Linked DNA regions of Homo sapiens: region 1 is linked to region 2. A link is an interaction called in ENCODE POLR2A ChIA-PET data of the cell type or tissue named here. Cell type or tissue: IMR-90. All regions are shown on one strand.

Region 1 (2,500 bases), 120 kb before region 2:
TTCTTTAGGAACCTCCATACTGCTTCCCACAGAGGCTACACCAATCTACATTCCTACCAACAGTGGACAAGGGTTCCCTTTTTTCTACACCCTCACCAACAATTGTTATTCATTATCCTTTTGATAAAAGCCTTGGATAGAGTGTTTTAAGTGCCAATTAAATTGCTTTATAGTATCATTCCAAGTCTTTTATATCTTTACTGATTTTTCTGGTCTATCAGCTATTGAGAAAAAGTAATGGAATCTCTGCCCAAAATGGTCTGTTTTTGTTGTCTCCTCACAGTTGTATCAATTTTTGCTTTATGTATTTTAAAGCTCTGTTTTAGAGCATAAACATTTAGTAATGTTGTCTTCTTGATTAATTGGCATCTTTATCATTAAGAATGAGCTTCTTTATAATTTGTAATCTTCTTTGCTCTGAAATCTACACTGTTTACTATTAATACAGCCACTCCAACTCTGTTTGTGTTAGCTTAATATATATATTTCCATCTCTTAGCTTTATTATATCTTTATGTTTAAAGTGGGTTTCCTTTGTTTTTTTTTTTTTTTTGGTCCTGAGACAGAGTCTCACTCTGTTGCCCAGGCTGGGGTACAGGGGCACAAACACTGTTCATGGTAGCCTCAACCTCCTGGGCTCAAGTGATCCTCCCACCTGAGCCTCCTGAGTAGTGGGCAGCTGAGACCACAGGTGCACTGCCACCATGCCTGGCTAATTTTTTATTTTTATTTTTTTGTAGTGACGGGGTTTCACCATGTTGCCCAGGCTGGTCTCAAACTCCTGGGGTTAAGTGATCCTGCTGCCTCAGCCTCCCAAAGTGCTGAAATTACAGGTGTGAGCCACCACATCTGGCCTAAATTGGGTTTCTCATAGGCAACATGTAACTCAGTAGAGCTTTATAAACCTAATCCGATCATTGTTCCTTTTTAATTGGGGCTTTTAGTCCATTCCCATTTAACAGGATTATTTATGCAGTTGTTTTAAGTCTTCCATCTTGCTATTCTTCTATTTATTGCATCTATTTTTTATTCTTTTTCTTTTATTTTTTTTTAAATGATTCTATTCATTTCCTCTGTTGGCCTACTCATTATAGCTTTTTGTTATGTTTTTAAAGAGTTATAAGCTAGGCATGGCGACTCATGCCTGTAATCCCAGCACTGTGGGAGGCCAAGGTGGGAGAACTGCTTGAGGCCAGGAGTTTGAGACTAGCCTGCGCAACATAGCGAGATCCCATCTCTCCAAAAAAAAAAAAAAAATTGCTGGGTATGCTGGCATGCTCCTGTATTCTCAGCTACTTGGAGACTGAGGCAGGAGACCTGCTTGCACCCAGGAGGTCAAGGCTACAGTGAGCCATGATTGTGCCATAGCATTGTAGCCTGAGCAACAGAGTAAGACCCCGTATCTAAAAATACAAACAAATAAAAAAAACCCAAAACCATATATTTTATCTTATCACATGTCTAATTTTTTCTTTAATCCTCTTTTCAAAAAAAAAAACTTTAAATGATATTATACCACCTCACATAGAATAAAAACCACATAGTTCCTGGCCGTTGCAATATTTTGTTGTCATACGTTTGACTTCTACATATGTTATAAATAGACAATAAGCTGTTATCAACTTGATTTAAGCAGTCTATTACCACTTAAAGAGATTTAAATAATACAAAAAAAATTTCATAGTAACCCACATAGTTACTATTTTCAGTCTTCTTCATTCCCTTGTGCTTATCCAGGTTTCCATCTGATATAATTTTCCATTTGGTTGAAGGACTGCCTTTAACATTTCTTGTGGTACAGGTCGATGGGTAATGAATATCCTCAGGTTTTAATGAATGAAAACTATTTTGTCTTCATTTTTGAATGATATTTTCTCTGTATATATAATTCTAGGTTATTTTATTCCACTATCTTTTTATTTTTATTTTTCTGAGACAGGGTCTGACTGTCATCCAGGCTAGAGTGCAGTGGCACAAACACAGCTCACTGCAGCCACAACCTCCCAGGCTCAAGTGATCCTCCTGCCTCTGTCTCCCAAGTAGCTGGGACTGCACGCATGTGTCTTCAGGCCTGCCTAATTTTTGTATTGTTTTGTAGAAATGAGGTCTTGCTATGTTGCCCAGGTTGGTCTTGAACTCCTGGCCTCAAGCAGTCCTCCCACCTCAGCCTACCAAAGTGCTGGAATTACATATGTGAGCAAGAGCACCCAGCTTCCACCTTCCTTTTATTATGGGATTCTAATTCTAATCTTCAATTAGGCTGCTTGAAGATACCTCAGAGCTCACTGATGCTCTGATTTTATTTTGCTCTGTCTTTTTTTCTTTCTGCTTCATTTTGCACAATTTTTATTGCTATGTTTTCAGGTTTACAAATTATTTCTTCTGTGATGTCTAATTGGCTGTTAATCTCATCCAGTGTATTTTTCATCTCAGTAATGATAGTTTTCCTCTTTATAATGTGATTTCAGGTAGATATTTTTAATGTCTCTACTTAATATGA
Region 2 (2,500 bases):
TTCCATTAATATAGGTAATTAACATTAGCCTCTGCTTTAATTAACATGCATACTTTAATTAGCAAAGCATTAACCAACATTAAAAAATCTGATCTTCATGCATCACAAAAAACTGCAAAGTTATGACTACTATGTTATTTTTCTCCAAGGTTGTAAATCACAAAACAGTGATCACTTCTGAAGTACACATCAAATTTAGAATATTAAACAGGGAGATATGTACAATATGAGTGAAAACATCATTAAAATAAAAAAGGATGCTCTTTAGAAATTATAGAGCCAACAGCTTTCACATTTTAAACAGGAGTTACATTGTAATCTCTCAATGATCATTTGCAAGGCAGGAGACTTTTGGCTTGAAAAATCCCCATAGACTGTCGTCTTCCTTATATGTAATAAATCAATCACTATATAGAGTAGCATTATCTATGTGACCATCTACCTCCTAACCTCTTCTTATCTTTCTCAGGGATCAAAGAAAGCACCAGTTTCTGAAGACATTTAATACCTGAGGTCTCAGACTAGCACAAACTTCATTTTTAAAACAATCTACGTTGCCTTGTTTTATGTTTAAGATCCAAATGTGCTAGACTAGTTCTTTATTGTCAATCTACCATGTGTGCGACCACCAACAATTAAGGATGACTTTTGTTAAATATAAAATTGGCATTCATGTTCTTTCCTTACTATGATAATTAGATGTGCCAACTTTCAAATCCTGCTCATATGCTGTATAGATTTTTTTTATTACTTTAATGAAAACAGCATCATCATTATATGGAATAGAAGTACTGTAGAAATGGTATCCATGTAGCAGATCATTGTATTCTTTTATCCCAAGACATGATAAAATTATGGTAAAAAAAAAAATGGTGAGCTTTTAAAAACATGTACACTCACAGAAAAAGTAATCATATCCTTCCTGATTAAGCATTAAGAAAAACAATCATAATACTGCAGATAGATCAAAATTAAAAACAACAAAGTCTCTAGTAAGCCCGTGCTGGATATAAGGCAATATTTAGACACAGAGAAATCTGAAAGACCATGACAAAAAGTGTCCTGGATCTCATGAGCTTTCGTTTAAATCTAAACTGAAAATCTCAAAAATTAGGTCCATTGTGGTAAATGTTGGTGTAATGAGAGAAAAAGAGCTAGGGAGCAGCACTCACAGATTTGTAGGCTCATTTGCTGCTTTAAGCTGTTACTAACATTGGAATTGCTTCCATTGACTCTACCGAGGGTTGCGCTTCTCTCTTCTTGTTCCTGCCACGGGTTATTTCATCACAGCCACTACAGGGTCAGCATGAGTCAGCATCTTCTCTGTACTCCTTTTCAACTAACAAATGGGGAAATGAATGTTTCTTGGGTTTGCAAAGCCATACCCCAAGTTACAGTGATTTTCTTGACCTTTTTCCCTATGTCAAATCAGAGCCAGGGCTCCCAGGAGATCATGCAGGATCTGGCCATTCTTCTGGATCTGCGCTGAGGGCAGTACCCTGTAAATAGGTGCAAGGACACCTCTCAGTTCTGTTTACGTGAATTTGTGGAGTCTTTATCAAATTCTTCCCCTATTCTATAAACTGTATTATGACAAAATTCCATATATTGGATTGCCATATGTCAGTACTATTTATGCTCTGCTAATTAAATTCAGTTGGGCTTTCACTCAGGAAAGGTATAAGCAGGATAAACAGAGAGAAGCATATTTACAGCCAGGGCTTTAAGAAGCATAGAACCCTGCTTTATAAACATGTGACAAACCCTCACGAACTTCCTTGTAGGTTTTAAGTTCATAGGGCCTTCCTTAGAGAAGTCCTTCAGAGATGTAGGAGTGGAACAATAGCATCAACTACTGAGCCATTTACTTAACTGGGTATAAACACAGGCATTTACTTAACTGTCAATAATATTTAAAACAATTGCCTATGAGCGAAAGATTGCTCTACACTAAACGTATGTATTCCCCTTCATTCTAGGTCTCAGAAAGTAGTCTTCAGATTACCAGCTTCAGAATCAGCTGGTGGGTTCACTAAAATGCAGATTCCCAGGCCCAGTGAGGACTGAATAAATCTTAGTTTCCCAGGTGAGTCAGTTTTGGCTGGCACTCCCAGGTGATGCTTATTCAGAGTAAATCTGGAGAACTGCTAAGAAGGAGAGAAACCACTGTCTTCTATTTCTCATACTACAGGCAGTGGTCATGAAAGTGAGCAAAATACTCTGTACCTAATCTCATAACTTCTTTGTAGATCACTGTGGGAGAAGAAAATAGGTTTTGTTGGGACACAGCTTTCATTAAATAGAGTCACCTTTGATAATTAACTAAATTTGATGGGCAGATAATAAAAGTCACATAAAACAGAAAGATTTATGTTTATGTTTAATATATCTTTATAGTCATACACGCTATAAATATTGCTTCATGAGTGCATTTTAAGCATGAGATTTTTCCAAACACATTTATTTAAAAAAATCCAAATTAGTTCTGTTGGTATTCTAC

The links. ChIA-PET counts read pairs that join two places held together with the same protein. Peaks named below come from ENCODE experiments on the same cell type or tissue, not always from the same donor. Only the 100,000 strongest peaks of a DNase experiment are listed, where the experiment ranks them.
Region 1: POLR2A ChIA-PET joins it to region 2 with 6 read pairs; 2 of 35 experiments call an interaction of 5 or more read pairs at or near these places.

What each region holds. Positions count from the first base shown.
Region 1 is chr14:32,777,469-32,779,968 of GRCh38, reverse strand. All of the region lies in intron 12 of AKAP6 (A-kinase anchoring protein 6), which reads right to left. Among named protein-coding and RNA genes, the nearest start is that of NPAS3, 160 kb to the left of the region's middle. In IMR-90, no CTCF peak of the experiment used is centred here; no DNase peak of the experiment used is centred here.
Region 2 is chr14:32,656,085-32,658,584 of GRCh38, reverse strand. All of the region lies in intron 7 of AKAP6 (A-kinase anchoring protein 6), which reads right to left. It overlaps LOC124903298 (a long non-coding RNA gene), which reads left to right. Exons shown (of 3, transcript XR_007064109.1): 3 at 1,980-2,068. Among named protein-coding and RNA genes, the nearest start is that of NPAS3, 280 kb to the left of the region's middle. RefSeq lists an enhancer at 1,208-1,277. In IMR-90, no CTCF peak of the experiment used is centred here; a DNase peak (open chromatin) is centred at 1,284.